Regions from separate parts of the Homo sapiens genome. Here region 2 is linked to region 1. The links are chromatin loops, found by intact Hi-C in ENCODE. Cell type or tissue: PC-3. All regions are shown on one strand. Links, peaks and the distances in the headings refer to the core of each region. The heading gives the core; the rest is flanking DNA.

What was found. A loop is a pair of places that touch in the nucleus more often than their neighbours do. Peaks named below come from ENCODE experiments on the same cell type or tissue, not always from the same donor. Only the 100,000 strongest peaks of a DNase experiment are listed, where the experiment ranks them.
Region 2: a loop joins it to region 1, with 10 times the contacts of the local background. A loop is called at or near these places in 2 of 110 quality-filtered maps.

What each region holds. Positions count from the first base shown.
Region 1 is chr2:220,272,347-220,282,316 of GRCh38, forward strand. All of the region lies in intron 2 of LOC105373893 (a long non-coding RNA gene), which reads left to right. Among named protein-coding and RNA genes, the nearest start is that of MIR4268, 370 kb to the left of the region's middle. In PC-3, for the core only: no CTCF peak of the experiment used is centred there; DNase peaks (open chromatin) are centred at 3,325, 5,215, 7,175, 7,775 and 1 weaker place; H3K27ac peaks cover 6,215 bases.
Region 2 is chr2:220,615,274-220,625,243 of GRCh38, forward strand. All of the region lies in intron 1 of LOC105373895 (a long non-coding RNA gene), which reads left to right. Among named protein-coding and RNA genes, the nearest start is that of MIR4268, 710 kb to the left of the region's middle. RefSeq lists an enhancer at 3,880-5,079. In PC-3, for the core only: no CTCF peak of the experiment used is centred there; a DNase peak (open chromatin) is centred at 4,448; H3K4me3 peaks cover 649 bases; H3K27ac peaks cover 3,210 bases.

The DNA of each region.
Region 1 (9,970 bases), core at 1,319-9,318:
ACCTGGCCTTCCTGTGTTAAGAAATGGTTACTAGTGAGACTGGATTCTCCCAGGCAATATTATTCACTCCAACCATTTTACTTCTCTTCTTTGTTAATCTCTAAGTTTTCTACCTTTAAAAAATAATTATTTACACTGTAGTTTTACCCTCGGGATTTATATCAGAGACACACTGCTTTTTGAAAGGACTTTCTTAAAAAATACACTTTTGAAGAGACAGAATAGTTTCTTGAAATCACAAAAATAATATTGAGGTGTTTTTAAGTAAGAAAGAAAATGGAACTTTGCTATAGAGTAAACCTGTATTTATTATTTTTATACTGCATGCATTTTCATGTCTTTTGAAAGAGGGTAGGTACATATTGATATCCTATTTTTCCATTTAACAATATATAATAAATATAGCTTCATATTTTTACATGGATTGCATTGTAAATAATTTCAAGGAAGCAGAATATTATGTTAATGTGTCATAAACCTGTTTTGGACATTTGGTTGTTTCTAGTTTTTGAGTTTTTTGTTTGTTTGCCTTGGCAGTATAGAAAAGGCTATAGTAAATATCTTTGTGTAGATAGCCATTTGCTTCTTCTGAATTCTTTTATGTTAATTCTCAGAATTTGGATAATAGTGTTGCTGTTTAGAGACCAGGGACATCTCTATGGCTCTCATTATAGATTGGCCTATTGCTCACCAAAAGGTTGTAGGCTTCCAGCAGTCCTTGCATTACTGAAACCTCATCAAAATTGCATATTATCACTAAAAATATTTGCTCCTTGATTTTGAAACTGTAAGATCACACCTCTACTTTATTTTATTTTGCATTTCTTTTCCATTAAAAGGGAAAATTATCTTTTATCATCTGTTTACTTTTTTTTTGCAATGGCAATTTCAAGTTCTCAGGCTGACCTAAGGTAAATAGAAGGCTGTTTATCTTTTGCTGCATCTCGAGTTGTACACTCTTTAAAGTATTCAAATTCCCACCCTGGAAAAGAGCCAGGCTTCTTTGGAATTTGGGAAACATTTGAGGACAGAAGAGCATGGATCTTGTAGTCTTTATCTAGTAAAGAAATGAGACCCTTTAATCTGCTTCTTTGCACCCAGAATTACATTTTTAGATCGGTTCTGCTCTCCTGGCTTTTGTGGGCATTTTAACTTTAATTCTATAATAATTTTCATTCTTTCTGGTTTTCTTTAGCTGTAATATTTATATTGGGCACTTACCTTCTCTTCATAAGTTGGGAGTAGTATATATGTAGTATGGCAGATTTTATTTTTTTTCTTTTTATTTAAAAGTAGGTCAAGAGAAAAATTTTCTTTCTCCAAAGGCAGTGGGAGTAGAAGTGTCACTTGCTTGTGAGAAGCCTACATTATATGTTTTCTACATGTTTAGCAGTATTTCCTTTTAGTTGAGAAATGCATAATGGTTCTTTCCTTAAAAAAATTAACAATTTCCAAAATGATAATACTCCTTGGATAATCTTCATGCTTTCTAAGTTAAAGTTAAGATTATGGGGACAATGGGATAAACTATTTATAGATAATACTGGATGTCCCCCAAAATTTGGAAACCCCATCACTATAACTCTGCTCTATTTATGCGTAGTCTTTTAACCAGATATGTAAAAGCATGCAACTTTATTTTTATGATGAGCCTCACCTTGCTCTAAACTCCTCAGTTCTGTTTATGGTGGAATGGGGGAGGGGCTTGATTGCATCAATTAAAGATGATTCAGTCAGTGGCATTTCTATTAGTCTCTTTCAAATCGTCATTTGAAAGCTCAGCCCCCCAATCAAAGCAGGTTTTCTTCCTTTGAAGAGATCTCCTCTATTCTTCCTTCTTCCTAATTGCACATAGTGTAAGAGGAAGTCTGTATAAGCTATGGAGGGTGGGGATTGGGTAATAGGCGTTGGTGGGTCCTTGCTGGATTCCTCTGAGAGATTCACTGGCATCTGGTGCTACGGCCCACTGAGTGTAGCTGGGCTCACCTGGTTTGAGGGAATCATGTTGGCTGCTTTTGCTAAAGACCACGGTCCATGCCTTGGCTGACCTACAACCTCAATAATCCTATGAAAGCCCATTGGTTCCCATAGCACTCCTTGCTGAGAGGGCTTGCTGAAATTTCTGAGCTCCCAGATGCCACACTTGGCCACAAAGATCTGCCTGGATACCTCATCCATTTGGCTGTATGTCCAAATTTTATCTTCTCAAGGAAGCTAATGCTTTCTATAACATGCACCTTGAAAAGCAAGAGGCAGGTATCCTCCTCTTTGGGGATCACCCAGATCAGTCTGGGAGCTCCCACCACTTCCTTCTCAAGCCTGGGGGTTTATGCTCTCCCCTTCTTTCGGCAGTAATAATGGGATAGTTTTTTTATTTTTATTTTTTTTTGGTGGGGGCAGGAATCAGATTACTGAAAAGGAAAATATATCAGAAGACATATCCAAAATGTCATTCCCATTTTGAGTTTCGGAATAAGAGGTGAAAAGAAGACCCAGGTGAGGTTGGAATGGATGGGAGAAATGAAGAGGTGAATTCCTTGATATACATTTTGGAGAAAACAAACTGCTTATCATATTTAAAAAGATGCTTGAAGGCTGCTTTTATAGCTGTCTCTAGGGCTGCTTTAAGTGGTTGACACACACACATACATGGCACACATATATGCACATGTATTAACACATACACACATGGTGTTTGCCATTACTAATAACTAGGAGGGCATGGCCACTCTACTTTTATAACCAGGGAGATAATCATTGTTCTTTTTAAAAATCAGAATTTTGCAGCCAATTACACATTTTCCCTATGTCTCAAGTCCAGTTAATAAACTGATTTCTCCATTCTCTCCTTGTTTGCTTGTAATTTAAAAAGCAATTGCTTGACATATTTGGACTGATTACTGAATGATAGTGGTAGAATATTTATTACTTACAGGATACTTCCTATGTAGCAGGTAGTTCTAAACCCTGCAACTTATTAATTCATTGAATCCTCCTAACAACCCTATGGGGTAGGTACTAATCAGTGGCCAGAGATGATTCTGAGTGGTAGTCATCCAGTCCTTCAGAAACTCTGTGAGTCTGGCAGAGGTTAAGAACCTGGAGTGGTTTCTGGGGTGGTGGGCTGTAGACCCTCTAGCTGGCTTCCCCTTGGCCTGTGCCAGAATGCGTACGAGTGGCGCAAGGCAGAGTTGATGCCATCCTGAACTGTGTCCCATCTCTGCCCATGCATAAACTTTTCTGCTGTAGTGAATGCTCCTTTTGATGAGTAATACAGGAATCTTGTTGAAATGACAGGTATTTGGGATTGTTACTTTTGCTCATGGCAAATTCCTAAGAGGACCATGCCTGATTTGGAAGGGATATGGGGGAACAGGTCATGTATCAAGAAGTCCATCATGATGATACCAAATATATTAGTCTCTTCTTGCACTGCTATACAGAAATACCTGAGATTGAGTAATTTATATAGAAAAGAGGTTTAATTGGCTCACAGTTCTGCAGGCTATACAGGAAGCATGGCTGGCAGAGGGGGCAGGGTCTCAGGAAACTTTCAATAATGGCAGAAGGTGAACGGGAAACCAGGCACATCTTGCAGGCTTGTCTTACATGGCTGGAGCGGGAGGAAGAAGAGAGGAGGGGGTGGTGCTACACACTTTTAAACAATTAGATAGCCCACTCACTATAATGAGAACAGCACCAAAGGGGAAATTCATCCACGTGATCCAATCACTTCCCACCAAGCCTTACTCCAACACTGGGGATTACAATTTGACATGAGATTTGGGTGGGGATCCAGACCCAAACCATATCACCGTATTAGACCCACTCTGCATTCTGCAGCTCTTTATCCTTTCATACTAAAGTCTCAGGATGACCAAAACATTTCTTCTTGGTTCTCACTCAGATGGGCTTCTTCCCAACTTAAAATATAAACTACTCTTCAGGAAGCACTGTGGCTTACTAAATAAACAGTGAGTGATCCTCAGTGCTCATCACAGTGCTGGGCACTTGGTCAATGCTCAAAAACATGCTGAATAAATGAATGCAAAAAAGTCTTTCCTCCTCCCACACCTGCCCGCCAGAGAACAACCCCCCTTTGACTATAATTTTCCTTTACCTACCCAAATCTTATAAAATGGCCCCACCCATATCTCCCTTCGCTGACTCTCTATTCGGACTCAGCCCGCCTGCACCCAGGTGAAATAAACAGCCTTGTTGCACACACACACACACACACACACAAAGAATTCATTGCTCTTAGCTTTTGCACTGTTTCCTTTTGTAGACCTTCCTACATAAGTATTTGTGTATATGTCTGTATTTCCTGAATGAATAACTCCAAGTTTCTTGAGGATAGGGGCCTGTCCCTTATTAATTTCTCTAAGTCCAACACATTGTACAGTGCCAAGCGCAGAGTGGAGGTACTCAGTATAAGTCTGTTGAAATTCAGTGAAATGAAGGCAGAGTGATCTGATACTTTGGCTGGCTTTCAGAAAAATCATCTAGCATAGGAATAGAAAAACTAGAAATGAAGGGAGCCAGGGCTACACTCCCCAAGAGTGATAAATTGAGAAATAAGTTTTAAGCCTGGGAGTGCATTTTGAAGCAAATTGGCAAGAGATATGGGCCATAAGCACATTTCTCAAGGTCTGTGTCATTCCTTGGTGGAATTTTCGGAGGCAGACCTAGCCTGGAATGGTCTTCTCCTTTCCTGACCTCCTGTGTCTCCCATTAACTTCTTTAGTTTGTTATTGGTTTATTGTCCTGTGCTATTAACTGTATCCTCAATGTTTATGTTTTATCTTTACAGCTTGATTGAGAGCTATTTAAGGGTGATTCCTTCTTGGGCTTTCTTATGTCTCCCTTTTATCAGGTTCTGGGAGCCTCTTCCCCTCTTTCCAACATCTCTCTCTCTTTACAGCAGGCCTTGGGAAACTCCCTGTCCTCCAAAAGCCTCTTTCCCACCATTCTGCTTGAGGTTTCTGGCTCCAGTCTTGTAACTCTCTGATTTCTTTCTGCCTTTTCTGCTTTTGCAGAGAAATTTTGGTTCAATCCCTTGCTTCCTTCTGGTTTGCAGCTTTGCCTTCAATGAAATCCTTTGGATTCCTTGTGCTTAAAACTCTGGTTGCAGGCCAGTCATTCCTCTCTCTCATTTCTCCATCCAGTCTGACTCTAGGCTTTTCCCCAGGTTCTTGGCCATGGGCCCTGGCTTGTCTTGGAGGAGAGTTTGCCCAAAGTGAAGCACTGAGTAAATATTTGATACCTGATGACACATGCTTTCCATGATTCTTTCTCCCATTAAAAGAGCTGTTGTTATTAGTTTTTTAATCCGAGGAATTTTATCTTTATCTTGAAAATATATATAAATGTTTATTAGGTTATTTAATTTCATCTAGATCTTAGGAAAGCATGGATTACTAAAATTCATATGTGGTGTAATATTTTGCCGCCTCCTTGTGAAGCATGACTTGGAAAAAGAAATACATAGTTAGTTGGCTGACCCTGGTTGCTATCTTGGGCAAATCATTTACCTCTCTGAACTTGGCTCTTTTCTGTAAAATGAAAACAGAAACGGAGGTCATAGATATGGCATAGAAGTTTGGTGAGGCCCAGTTGTGTTAACATTTGTGAAAGAATTTGTAAACATTAAAGTTTAAAGTTTATTTGTTATGCATATATAAACATTATTATTCTTATATGTGATTAAAACTGTAGCCAAGCACTCTAAAAGTTTTCCTCCTACCCAAGAGATATCAAAATGGAATGCTGTGTTTTATTACAACTGGCTAAAACAACTAAAGAACTTTGAATGTGAGTGACTCCCTTACATCAGTCCTTACTGAAAACTTTCTTTACCTACACACAATAGGACGTGTTGGAACACTCATGGACACTGCACAGCTCTATTGGCTCGTTCCACACTGTGCAGAGAGCAAGTTTGACATAACCACTATCAACTCATTTGTGAATACAGGTTGAATATCCCAAATGTAAAAATGAAAAACTAAAATGCTCAAAAATCCAAAATGTTTTGAGCACTAACATCATGCTCAAGGGATATGCTCATTGGAACATTTAGGATTTTAGATTTTTGGATTTAGGTTGCTCAATCAGCAAGTCTAATGCAAATATTCCAAAATCTAAAAGGATCCAAAATCTGAAACACTTCTGATTGCAAGCATTTTGGATATAGAATAGTCAACCTTAAAATTCCCAACTTTTACCTTTAACCTAGTTCAGTACATTTCTTCATTGGAATATATTCTCTTGCCTGGCAACCAAATAAACTTGTACATTCTTTTTTTAAAAATGTATTTATTGGCCAGGCTCAGTGGCTCATGCCTATAATCCCAGCACTTTGGGAGGCTGAGGTGGGCAGATCACTTGAGGTCAGGAGTTTGAGACCAGCCTGGCCAGCATGGTGAAAACCCGTCTCTACTAAAGAAACACAAAAAATTAGCTGGGCATGGTGATGCGTGCCTATAATCCCAGCTACTCGGGAGGCTGAGGCAGGAGAATTGCTTGAACTCAGGAGGCGGAGCTTGCGTGAGCTGAGATCGCGCCACTGCATTCCAGCCTGGGCAACAGAGCGAGACTCTGTCACAGACACACACACACAGACACACACACACACAGACACACACACAAAGTATTTATTATTGCTGGGAGCGGTGGCTCACGCCTGTAATCCCAGCACTTTGGGAGGCCGAGGTGGGTGGATCATGAGGTCAGGAGATTGAGACCATCCTGGCTAACACGGTGAAACCCCATCTCTACTAAAAATACAAAAAAAATAGCCAGGTGTGGTGGCGTGCGCCTGTAGTCCCAGCTACTCGGGAGGCTGAGGCAGGAGAATGGTGGGAACCCGGGAGGCAGAGCTTGTGGTGAGCCGAGATTGAGCCACTGCACTCCAGCCTGGGTGACAGAGCGAGACTCTGTCTCAAAAAAAAAAAAAAAAGTATTTATTATTATTATTTAAGTCCAGTGAACTTTATTATTTGACAGCATTATCTGCTGTCCCAACCTCACCTCTTCCTGTATTAGTCATGAGTTTTCTTCTTGCTCCATCTAATTAAGTGTTGGGAACACATCTACCAACCTCAAGTCCCACCTCCTCCATGATTCTTCTCTGATTCATGTCCAGAGATTTCTCCCTTTGCTGAATTTCTTTCATGGTAAAGAACATTTGCCGTCTTTTGGCCTCCCTTCTTGCATTCCTCCCTCCTGATAGCACCTCAGTGCCTTTGGGGGAATTACTCAGTGGGTGGAGTTGCAGAGAAATGATAAACCCAGAGGCTCTGCCCTCCTACGTGAGAGGCTGAGAAATCCATACAGTTCTTTTCCATTAGATCCTTCCTATTATTGCCCCAGTATGGTCAAAGGGACCAGCCCACTGGACTCTTTCTACTGAGACTTTGAATCTTGAGTAGAATCTTGGAAGACACGAAGAACTGTTAATTCATTTTGAGGCTTCATGCCTCTTCAGCCTTCTTTTCTATCCCATGATACTCCATGTGCTTACACTAAGTTTCTTTTCTACTTCAGTCACTGTTTCATGCAACAAACATAACCCTAAATGATGCATTATTTATTTCATTTAATTAAACCTGCCATCTAATGCTACACATTAAAATTTAAGCATTTCCTGAGTACTTGTCTTGTCAGCTAGATTCTTTAACTAGATTATTGTATTAGCCTATTATCCTATGAGTCAACTAGATTCTTTGCTCCATGAGGTCAGAAACCATATCTTATTTTTCTCTGGATGCCTCTCCCTGTCAGTGTCCTAGGATGCATTTTATTACAAATAGCTAAAACACTTAAGAACTATAAACCTGAGTGACTCCCTGACACCACTCCTTACTGAACCTAACTGAAAATTTTCTTTACCTACAAACAATAGGATATGTTGGAACACCTACATACAGTGCACGGATCTATCAGCTTATTCCACACTGTCCAAAGAGCTAAGACTCTATGAACTTTTGTTGATTAGTAGATAATAGACAGCTGGAGCTTCTTAATACCAGACTTACGCACCTAACCTTTTGGGGAAATGTGCTCCAAAGGTCTGTGGCAAGGACTCTGGATCCACTGTTGCATGTTTGAGCGCCTCTGGACAAGTCTTTAGAACTTTTCCTTTAATTTGCCTTTGCTTCCTTCAAGGGGAAAATGAGATGAATAAATGACCTCCATCAGCTAACCACACAGGAGTGGTTTGATGCATAATCCAATGTGCCAAACACGGCTGTGCTTTGAGCTTCTTAGAAGTATCTACTATATAAATACTATATGGGTATAACCAGAAAGATTTAGTTTTGAAAATAAAATGTACCCTTCCTGCTCCTCATAACCCTTTGTTAAGGCATGTGCCTATTAATCTTCCCCAGGGATATGTATATTTCAATAGGAAGAGTGAAGCTGGAGTTTGGCACATCCCTATTTCTTCTCTCCCTCTTCCTTTCTGTTTTGCACACTGCATCTGCCATCACAACGCACTGACACATTACATGGTTAGGTCTGTTTATCTACTCAAGATATCTTTATTGGACACCTACTCTGTGAGGTGCTGGAACAGGCTCTGAGAACATGACGTATAAAAATACTGTGCTTGGGCTGGGCGCGGTGGCTCACACCTGTAATCTCAGCACTTTGGGAGGCCAAGGAGGGTGGGTCATCTGAGGTCAGGAGTTTGAGACCAGCCAGGCCAACATGGTGAAACCCTGTCTTTACTAAAAATACAAAAACTTAGCTGGGAGTGGTGATGTATGCCTGTAATTCCAATTACTCAGGAGGCTGAGGCGGGAGAATTGCTTGAACCTGGGAGGCAGAGTTTGCAGTGAGCCGAGACCACACCACTGCCCTCTAGCCTGGGCGAAAGAGTGAGAGAGACTGTCTCAAAAAACAAAAAACAAAAACAAATAAAAAAAACTGTCCTTTGTCACTAGGTAAGACAGAGATGCATGCATCCCTTCATTCATTTGTTCAACAAATATTTATGGAGTTGACTATGTGCCAGACACTCTTCTGGGTTCCAGGATATGGTAGTGAATAATGCAAACTCCCCTTTGAATTCTCTAGGACACATGCTACAATAGAGGCACATGCAAGTTTCAGTGAGAATGATCTCCCAAGGGAGGCCTCCTGGGACTGAGTCTCAAGGGCATACATGGCAGGAATTAATAGAACGGAAGAGGACACAGATGAACTTGTGTGGAGTTCCATATCATTATAGAAGAGCACAGAAATGTGAAGATGGAACAGATCAAGGACCAGGAGCCAGTGGCAGAAGGGATTCCTTATTTTATGAATATAAAACCAGTCCCTGATAACATGAAAAAAAAAATTTAACTGTTTGAAGCTTCCTCCTCCAAATTCGACCCACCGATGATGGGTCTGAAAAATTTTACCTGCTTGGTTTGCAAGAGGCATTTGATGTTTATTATTCAATCTTTCTATGGAGCAACCATTGCAGGATTGGAACTTCTTTGCATTAAAAGCAGCAGTTGCATAGCATGGTATTCCTGAATTTCTCTCATAGGTAGAGGATGTTTTTATTATTTTAAGATGCAAGCCAAGTATTATCAGAAGGCATAGGCACTTGGGAGTTACCAAAATTTCAGATGATTCACAAGCTGGCAGTGACAGACGGTGACATCTTGATTTAACACTCCCCTGGTGAAGAGGGAAACAGCAATTTTTAAAACTGCATCCATGACTGTGTTTGGGTCACTTTTGAACCATTTGTATGTAATTCAGGATTTACTGGATTTTTTTGAACATTCAAATGTAATTCCAGGCTTAACAAGTTGCTCTGCAAACTATCAAATATTTATATTGTTTTTTTCCAAATGTATTTATTATTTACTGTACAGTCTATGAAATATTTACACTGATTTTTAAAGAAAAGATATACATTATTTACATTGCCTTGAAATTTCTCCTGATGCAGGTAAAATGACACAGC
Region 2 (9,970 bases), core at 618-8,617, 340 kb after region 1:
GACAGCACTGGTCTAGATTATGAATCAAATTATAAATTTATAGCATTTGATGCATCTTTACATTTTAGCTTTATTTAAATTGTCTGGATGACTACTTACTTAATACTTACTGCCTGCTACTTTCTCTGACTTTTAAAATTAGGTATCTGTGAATTGCAAATATGTGGTTAAAAATAATATCCTAAGTTCTTACAATGTTGATACCTAACTGTTAGATGACTAGAGAGGTTATCAAAGCTTACAAAGGGATTTAAAAATTGATTATCTTGGTTATCTAGATTTGCATTGTCACTTTTTTTTTTTTTTTTTTTTTTGAGATGGAGTCTCACTCTGTCGCCCAGCCTGGAGTGCAGTGGTGCGAACTCGGCTCACTGCAAGCTCCGCCTCCCGGGTTCACGCCATTCTCCTGCCTCAGCCTCCTGAGTAGCTGGGACTACAGGCACCCACCACCGCGCCTGGCTAATTTTTTTTTGTATTTTTAGTACAGATGGGGTTTCACCGTGTTAGCCAGGATGGTCTCGATCTCCTGACCTCGTGATTCACTGGCCTTGGCCTCCCAAAGTGCTGAGATTATAGGCGTGAGCCACCGTGCCCAGCCTGCATTATCACATTTGGTAAGGCTCCTGTCCACCTAAGTTAATATGAATGTCCCAGTCTCATTCCCCTCATACAGTCTCATTTGCTACATTCCTTGTGATAAATGTCACTGAGTACAGGCCTTTTCAGTCCCATTAGGGTGATGCTGTAAATGATGATGGTTCAATGATTCTGTACTTCTATTTCTGCTGTGCAGTGTCCTGTTCATTTCTAGGCACAACTGCAGGCAGGTGAACACTAGGGAGAGTTTCAGGAATAGCGGTGTCAGTTTTGGCTGGATGACATGGAATGTTTTATATGCCATTTGGGACATTTGGCTCAGTTTGAAAATCCTAAAGCAACATTCATATTTTAGAATTAGAAATTCCGCATACCTATCTATAGTGTACACTGATTTGAACTGAATTTGAAATAAACATATCAACAGTAAATCTTCTTAAGGCTGGTGATGGCACATACTTTTGAAATGCTTAGGTATAAACAAAGCAAGCATACATTTTCTAGGTCTCACTATACAGTCATAAAACACTTGGCTATAAATCAGCATGGACCACTTTAATTTCATTTCTTGCCCACATAATCAAAACATGAAGCTCTCTTTTCTTTAACACATAATTCTTCTCAATCATTACATAAATTGCCATATTTCTTAATAACAAAGTAAATGCTTGGGTTCAGCTATGATTTACAGATTGGGTAAATTATTAGCTATATGGTTGTAATATGCTGATCTGCTTACAAAATATGTGTTTTAAGTAAATACGTCTATGACTACAGAAGAGAATGTTATCCATTACTATTTAGATCTTTTAAATATCTTCTCTATAGCAGGGGCAAGTACTTCCAACTGGGTTATATTATTTGTGTTAATTTTTTTCAAGGCTTCATTATCGAAACCTGCAAAAGTTGATAAGGACGTGCCTTCATACAACCACATTTACTATAAGGATGTCACATAATCTTTTGTCACTGATTCACTTTCCAACTTTCAGAAATTATTTGACTAAGTTGAATTTGCTATATTTCCCAGTTCCCTGATGCCATTGATTGTATAAGGCACCATCAATTTATAGATAATCTTTCTGAGGGTTAAGCAGGGATCAATTTTGATAAAAGTAATGTTGATTGGCAATGAGCTGTGAAATACATTCTGCCATTATCATCTAACACCAGAATTTTTCTGAAGGAAAGAGTTGTTTTGGTGGGTAAAATATTTTGTTGAAGATTTGGAGCTGCTGCTCAGCAATTCAGCTCCTATGTGTCTTGGAGGCAAGATTCCATGTCTCCAAGACACATGTGACTGGATTGCTGAGCAGCAATATGTGTGTGTGTGTGTATATGTGTGTGTGTGTGTGAGATGAAGCTCTGCATACAGACCAAAGACTTTGGAGCTTGGGGTGGGGCAATCCTGAGATAGTAAAAAGGCGGGGAGAGTGATGAGAAGGACATGTACAAATTGGAAGTGAAGCCTTCCAGTTTGACTTCTTCATATCTCCCACCAAATCTTCAGCAAATCATGCATGCTTACAGAAACCCTAGTGGGAAGAGGATTTCGTAGAACTTGGTGTAAAGGCCAAAAACGTTTCACACCTGAGTAGTGGCAAAGATGTAGGGGCCAGGCTCAGAAGAACTATGGAGTATAAATCCGAGAGTCAGTCCATGTTGATACCAATAGATCTAGTGTGTTTATTAGAAGAACGTACCAGTTTAGTTATACATGCCCTATGGAGGAAATTTAGTTCTTGTCAGTATTTCTTCAGTATAGTCAAAGCTGCAAAGAGCACCTCTACACGTCTCCTGAAACACACAGAGGAGAACTTCTCTCAAAAATGCACCTAGAAGTATTATTTTTGGTTAATTGTAAATTTACTACATATTTACTACAAATTATCCTCCAAAGTAACTATATAAATTTATGCTTTGATATTCATGAATGAAAGTTTTCCTTTACCCTTATTTTTGTGAACAAAAGACATTATCTTTCTAATTGAGTATGGGATGCTATTTTATTATTTCATTTATTTGTATTTAGTTAATTTATTTTTTGCTGATTAGGAGTGAGACTGGGCAGTTTTTCTTAACTGTATTAACCAGTATGTTTCCCTCTTCTGTGTATTGCCTCTGTTTTCTTTGGCAGGCATTGCTAATTGTCTCTCCCTATCCATCCTTCGCTTCTTTATCAACAGATTCTAATTTTATTTGAGATCCCAATATGCCCAGGTAAACTTATTTTCTCCTTTCACTTGAGTCTGGAGTGGGGGCCGTGTAACCCAGCTCTGGCAAATGGAAAGTGGGAGTCACTGGGGCCTCCAGGTGAATTTTTGAAAGGCAGGTCTTTTACTTGTGTCCCTGGCACGTCACTTCTGTTTATTTCTGGAGCACAGACCTGATACCTGGAGAAAAGGAAGAAGACTGTCCTAGGTGAAGAGAAAGTCTATTGAACAGGAAAGAAGCCAAGCCCTTGATGATTTCCTCAGACGGCTGTGCTGACCCTAGATGGCTTCTTTCCCTACCTCTGATTATGAGAGGAAAATCAGCCTACATTTACTTAAGCCGCTCTAACCACATTTCTTTAATAAGTAGCAACATGTCATACTATTACGGTGTCTTTGTCCCATTTTTAATTAGCTTGTTTTTTTCTTATTGATTTCCAAGAGTTCTTAATATATGATAGATAAAAATCCTTTGTCAGTTATATGTGACATAAATATCTTCTCCCAGTGACAGAGATTTTGTTCTGACTCTTTCTCTAACTTCACTGTGGGTTCTGAAAACATTGCTTTCCCTTTCTAGATCTTGGGTTGGTATTCTGTAAAATGAAGAGTAGAGAGTATCCAAGGATTTTTCCAGCTCTTATATTCTGAGTTCACTGATACGGGCTTAATAAACATGTCTCTGAACAGCTTGCACAGAGTGGCTGGTCAGCCACAGCCAGTCATCTTGATAAAACTCTTTCTGTCCCTACTGATCGATCACACAATCCAGACTGATTACTTAAGAGACTATTTGCAAACCATTCTGGTTAGCTGTAGAGTGATCCATCTTTTTGAGCATGTATAAAAATACCCTTACAGCTATAGAGTTGAAAACTGTCTTACATTACCCAAGGCAAAAAAAAAAAAAATCATAGGAAAACAAAAGAAGAATATTACAACATTTCAGCACATGTAATGTTAAACTAAATGGACATGAGTTGTCAACAGAACTTGAAAACAGCATATTCCCCTAATAAACAATAGAAGAAAATGGTGAGTAATTCTTGATATGTTTCAGAAATGCTCATTAAGTTCTATTATAAAATAACAACTTCTTGAAGTAAAGTAGTTTGCTAGTTGTCAGTTTTGGATTTGATTTAAAAACAAATGGTGGATAAATCCTAAAAGTCAAACAAAACAACAGGTAGATTAGAATGAGTATTTATTCAAGATGGTCTGTTTTCCACTGTTACTGGGAAAAGAAAATGATTTTAAAACTGGGAAAAACCTCCCCTAAATTTCAGATTTTTCTTTGTGCTTGTGTAGAAGCTGATGTAGAAAGGATTATGAGAAACTGTTTGGATGAAATTGAGAGAATACCTTTTCAGGAGTCAAGACCATCTTGGACTTCAGCCTAGCAACACCAGCCCCTACATGAGTACTGGGTTTGCCAAAGGGCTTTGCATGACTCTTTTTCTAATTCCTAGGCTCTGGAAGAGACGAACCTGCCAAGCTGTCTAGAGCTGCAACTCTCAAGTTGGTAACAGTTTACATGAGGTTTACCTGAGAACTGAGTGCATGAACACACTAACCTGATTCAAGTGAATGATATGTGTGAGTAAATAAAGTTTTTAATGCAGGGAGTGGAAAAACAAACAGAAAAACCCTAAGGTGATTAATCACTCCCATTCTTCCCTTACAAGTCTGTTTATGGAAAACGTCAGAGCTGCCTACTTTATCTCATCCTTCATCTCCTGACTCATTAGCTTTTCTTTGTTATAAGTCAAGGGTCCTCTGGACCCTAAAGATTTCTGGAGTCTAATGAAGGAGTTAGCCTAATGTTGTCACTAACTGAACTGGATGGGTAGTCCTGACTTTCCAATGCTAGGTCTTGGGCCTCTCTCTTTCTCTTGCTTCTCTGTGAGATACAGAAGAGAGATGCCTGGGCTTTTTCCTTAGAACCACACAGACTCCTGCTATTGCCTTCTCCCTATTTGTGGCAATGCTGACTCACCTCAGACAAGGTGCCAACATGGCCCCACCCCTCCAGTGCCACCCAAACAACAGCAGCAACACCCAGGAGGCCCATAAACCGAGACACCTCTTGGGGTAGCTTATCTCTGCACAGTGACCACTGGGAGCTGCTCACCTGTCCCACTGGAGTCTGGGTTCCATATCTTTAGATTCTCTCTTGCTGCTAGCAAAACGGCTTCCCTCATCTTACCCTGCTTCACATCTTCATTTTGGTGAGGGTCAGAGGTAGGTTAGGAGCCCTGCAGTCAATTTGTGTCTGTAGTGAGGCAACTGAATCCACAGCCCCTCATCCACAGGTCAGTTTAAGAGTAGTTGAGGCCGGGCACGGTGGTGAATGCCTGTAATCCCAGCACTTTGGGAGGCCGAGGCAGGTGGATCACCTGAGGTCAGGAGTTCGTGACCAGCCTGACTAACATGGTGAAACCCCGTCTCTACTAAATTAAAAAAAAAATAAAAAATTGCCAGGCGTGGTGACGCATGCCTATAATCTGAGCTACTTGGGATGCTGAGACAGGAGAATTGCTTGTACCTGGGAGGTGGAGGTTGCAGTGAGCCGAGATCATACCATTGCACTCCAGCTTGGGCAACAAAAGTGAAACTCCGTCTCAAAAAAAAAAAAAAAAAAAAAAAAAAAAAAGTAGTTGAACCTAGACCTGAGAAATCTTCCTTGCAAGGTGTCAGGTCCAGGCATTACTTCTGCCCCTCATCCCAGGCTCCTTTCTCACTGATGAAGGGGACTCTCTCAGTGAACCCACCATTGGCTGCATCCGTCCAGCAATCTCTTTCATTTTCTCCTCTCCTCTCCCCTTACTTACTATTGTCTGTGAACTTGAATAGATTTATCTGAACTCCAATTTTTGGCCAGAGTTCAATTATTTCTTTTTCTGTGCATGTTTGTGTTTTTGTTTGTCTGATAGACTAGTAATGATTTCCATAAAGGTTCGTAAGAGGTATTTGTGTGAATTTGTTGAGTATATTGATTCTTTTTCTCTTGGAATGGGGCAGTAGAAATCTTTGATGTCCTTTTCTATATTTATTGGACCACCTGAGTTTACCAGGAGTGCTGGTGAAGTGTTTCCAGCCCACTGAATGTTTTTGATATTAATTCGAAATGTACATCTAACTTGATTTAAAAAACCAAAACAATGGCTCTGCAAAATGAAAAGAGTAAAAAACCACCCTTGATCTACTTTGTTGAGTAATCAATCCCTTCATTTCTTCCCCATAAGTTAACATCTGGTGGATGCCAGCCTTGATTTACATGCTTATCTGTTCATTCATTATTAAAGTGAAATAAAGACCTGAAAGTGTCTATGTAAACAAGATACATGATATTTTTGTCCATGTAAAAAGTTCATTCTTCTGTATTTTTTCATCATTCAAATTTTGCACCAAAACAACATGTTTTCCATTACAGTAGTTTTATAGTCAGTTTTTATATCTGGTAAGGTAATCATGATAAATATTCATCTTTTAAAAAATAATCCTTGATATTCTTACCTACTGATTTTTAAATATGGATTTATAATAATTTTGTCCTCAGAACCACCACATCAAGTTATCACTAACAATTAAGTTATACCCATTGTATTGGAAATAGTGATAGCTTTGTAAAATTTCATCTTTCCATTCAGGTATATGTAAGTATATATCTTCATTTATTAAAGTGTCCTAGTACGATTTGCTAGTCAGGGCTCACCAGAGAAACATAATAAACAAGACATATATCTATTACCTAAGTTGACCCATAAAGGTACCCATTGCAATACGATTTTTCAAATTTCTTCAAATCTTGTGCATATTTTCAAAGTTTATTCCATAATAGTTCATGTTTTTGCTTGCTGTTATAAATTATGATGCCTTTCTCACATTATGTTTTTAAAGTATAACATTCTGGCATAAGTAATGCATATAAAACTTGTAGAAAAGTTCTTGGCACATGGGAAGGTCTTAATGAATACTGTTGTTCTGTGTATATTTATTATGCATCTAGGCACCTGTCTTAGTCCATTTTATGCTACTGTAACAGAATACCACAGACTAGGTAATTTATAAAGAGCAAAACCTTATTTCTACACTTCTGGGGGCTGAGAAGTCCAAGAGCATGGTGCCAGCATCTGGTGAGGGTCTTCGTGCTGTGTGATAACATGGCAGAAGTGCAAGTAAGAATGAGAAATAGAGAGGAAATTGGGCCAAACTCATCCTTTTATGAGCCCACTCCCAGGATAACTAACCCACTTCTACAATAATGGCATTAATCCACTGACCTAATTACTTCTGAAAGTCCCCACTTCTTAATAACATTACAATTGGAATTAAGTTTCAACAAAAATTTTGGAGGGAACATTCAAACCGTAGCAACACTTAATACTCTCATACTAGTTTTAAAATTTCCTTTTCTTAACTATTTTTTCTTATAGTTATAAATAATATAATCTAGAAATAAGTTTAATTTTTACCCATTATTTCAATAAATGCCTTGACAAATGGAATTACCTGAAAGTAAAAATCTTCTGCATGGCCAAAAAAAAAAAAAAAGAAATGAAGAGACAACCCACAGATTAGGAGAAAATATTTGCAAATCATACATTGGGTAAGAGGCTAATATAAATAACATATTAGGAACTCAAACTACTCAACAACAAGAACCCAAATAACCCTATTATAAAATGGGAAAAGGACTCAAATAGACATTTCTGGGAAAAAAAAAAAGCATACAAATGACCAGCAGAAATATTAAAAAGGATCAATATCTCTAATCATCATGGAAAGGCAAATTAAAACCACAATAAAAATAACCTCATACCTGTTAAAATAGCTACTATCAAAAAGATGAAAAAGCAAGGGTTGGCGAGGATGTGGAGAAAAAAGAGTGCTTATACTCTTGTACACTGTTGGTGGGGATGTAAATCAATAAATGCATTGCTTATTGTTTTGGCTGTATCCTCAAAAACACATCTTAATAATATTAATAAAAGAAGACATCTTGGTCTTCTTCCTGAGAATAAGGGGAACCCTATTATTGCATGTTAATTTTCTCCACTAAATTCCCTTTGTTTTATTTAGGGACAGTTTTTGCCTTGTTTATCCTGGCCTCTTTCATACTTTGTATTTTTCTCATTTTCAGGTCACCCTTAGTTGTCTATTTTTAGCAATGTGACAATAAAAGCCGTTTGGTAACTCTTCGTACACGGACAGAGCTTTTAGTCTGATGGACTTTACTGAAGAGTGATGGGGATGGGAAATTTTTGTGATGCTGCCTCAAATGTCAGAAATTGGGGACTTTCAACTTCTCCAGCTTTTAAATCTCGTTGACTCCTTTGTTTGAAAGCATTACCCGGGCCTTCAGGAGTGTTGCACACAGGGTGTGTGCAGAATTAACTATACAGACTTTAAACGACTCCCTTTTGCTGTCAGGCTCATGTCTTGTTCCTTCTTTTTCTTCTATACCTTGTACCTAATGTTTCTGAGTCTCAAATCTTTCTGAGATACTGGAGAGGTGGAATGCCTTTTTTTCCTGGATTATCATTTTAAATTCTAATTTTGTTTGTTTGTTTGTGTTTTTTGAAACAGAGTCTTGCTCTGTCACCCAGGCTGGAGTACAGCGACGCAATCTTAGCTCACTGCAACCTTCACCTCCAGAGTTCAAGCAATTCTTGTGCCTCAGCCTCTGGAGTAGCTGGGACTACAGGCACTCATCACCACGCCTGGCTAATTTTTGTATTTTTAGTAGAGACAAGGTTTTACCAAGTTGGCTAGGCTGATCTGGAACTCCTGACCTCTGCCTCAGCCTCCCAAAGTGCTGGGATTACAGGCATTGAGCCACTGCACACAGCCAAATTCTAATAAGTCTTTAAATTAATAATTTTGTTAGCAGCCTGATTTAGAGCCTTGTAAGATGTGAAAACATTATTTAATTTCTAATTTTTCTAAAAGCTTTTAAAATTAGGAATTTCAACGCCTTTAGGAAACTCTTGAATTTTCTGATTGTTTTTATTATTTACTGATGATTCAACTTTTCCTCCTCATTCTCTAATTCTTCAGCACTAATTGAGTATTCGCTGTGCTGTAGATGCTTCTTAGAGAATACAAAACTAAGTAGAAGATACCCTGGGCCATCACAAAGCTTTTAATATAATTGAGAACCTGTTTAAACAATTAAGTATAATTAAATAAGTGTAAAATAGATGTACGGGGAAAATGCTGTGGGGATCAAAGGAAGAAGCAATTAATTAGAAATGAGGATATTAGGGAAAGTTCCACATCGCTGTTGTCATTTGGGTTGGAATTTGAAGCATGAGAATCTATTTTCTATAGTACTAATAGGGAGTTGTGATGGGCTTGCAGCAATATTCTGGGCCAAAGGAACAGTGAGAAAAAACCAAAAGTGTGGGGAAAAAAGTGAGAATACATGGATAATGGCAAATAACTTTCTCTGGTTGTTCTCTAAGCTGTATGGAAGAGGAGATGTATTTCAAAGTTGAAGGGGTCAGATTAATGAAAGCCTTGAAGGACTTTTGTCTTTATGCCATGTGTGTGGACATTCAGACTTGTCAAATAGTTTTTACAATAGCAACATGATCAAAACTCTGCTTTACAAAGATAAATCTGGGGAAAGTGTAAAGGATGGATTGGCAAGGTGAAAGATCAGAAGCAGGGAGCCTGGTAAAAGGCCTGAGTTCAGAAAGAGATTAATAGAGCCCAAACTAAGGCATTGGACATAGTAACTGGAAGAAAGAGATAGATAGGAGAGTCACTGGGAATATATAATTGATAGAAATCACAAACTCATTGGAAATAAGGGCTAATACAAAAAAAAAAGCAGAAATGAAGAATACATCAAGCTTTCCAGCCTGAGTAACTCGAAGAGTTGCAGGATGATTCCCCAAAGTAAACACAAGAAGTGAACAGAAGAGAATAAAGGAAAGGTAATAGGATGCTCCTAAAAGATACCATGTCAGGAAGTACCACTCAAAGCTTCTTTGGTCACAGGAAGGAAAAACTTCCCTCCACTTTGGAGTAGTCAAAATTTCTCCATGTGGAGCAAAGTTCTAGCTTCATTATATTGGTGCTATAACTAAGAAGTTACAGAATTTGATGAAGAATAGCTGGGAGACTTTAACTTAGGCTGTAATGAAAAACCA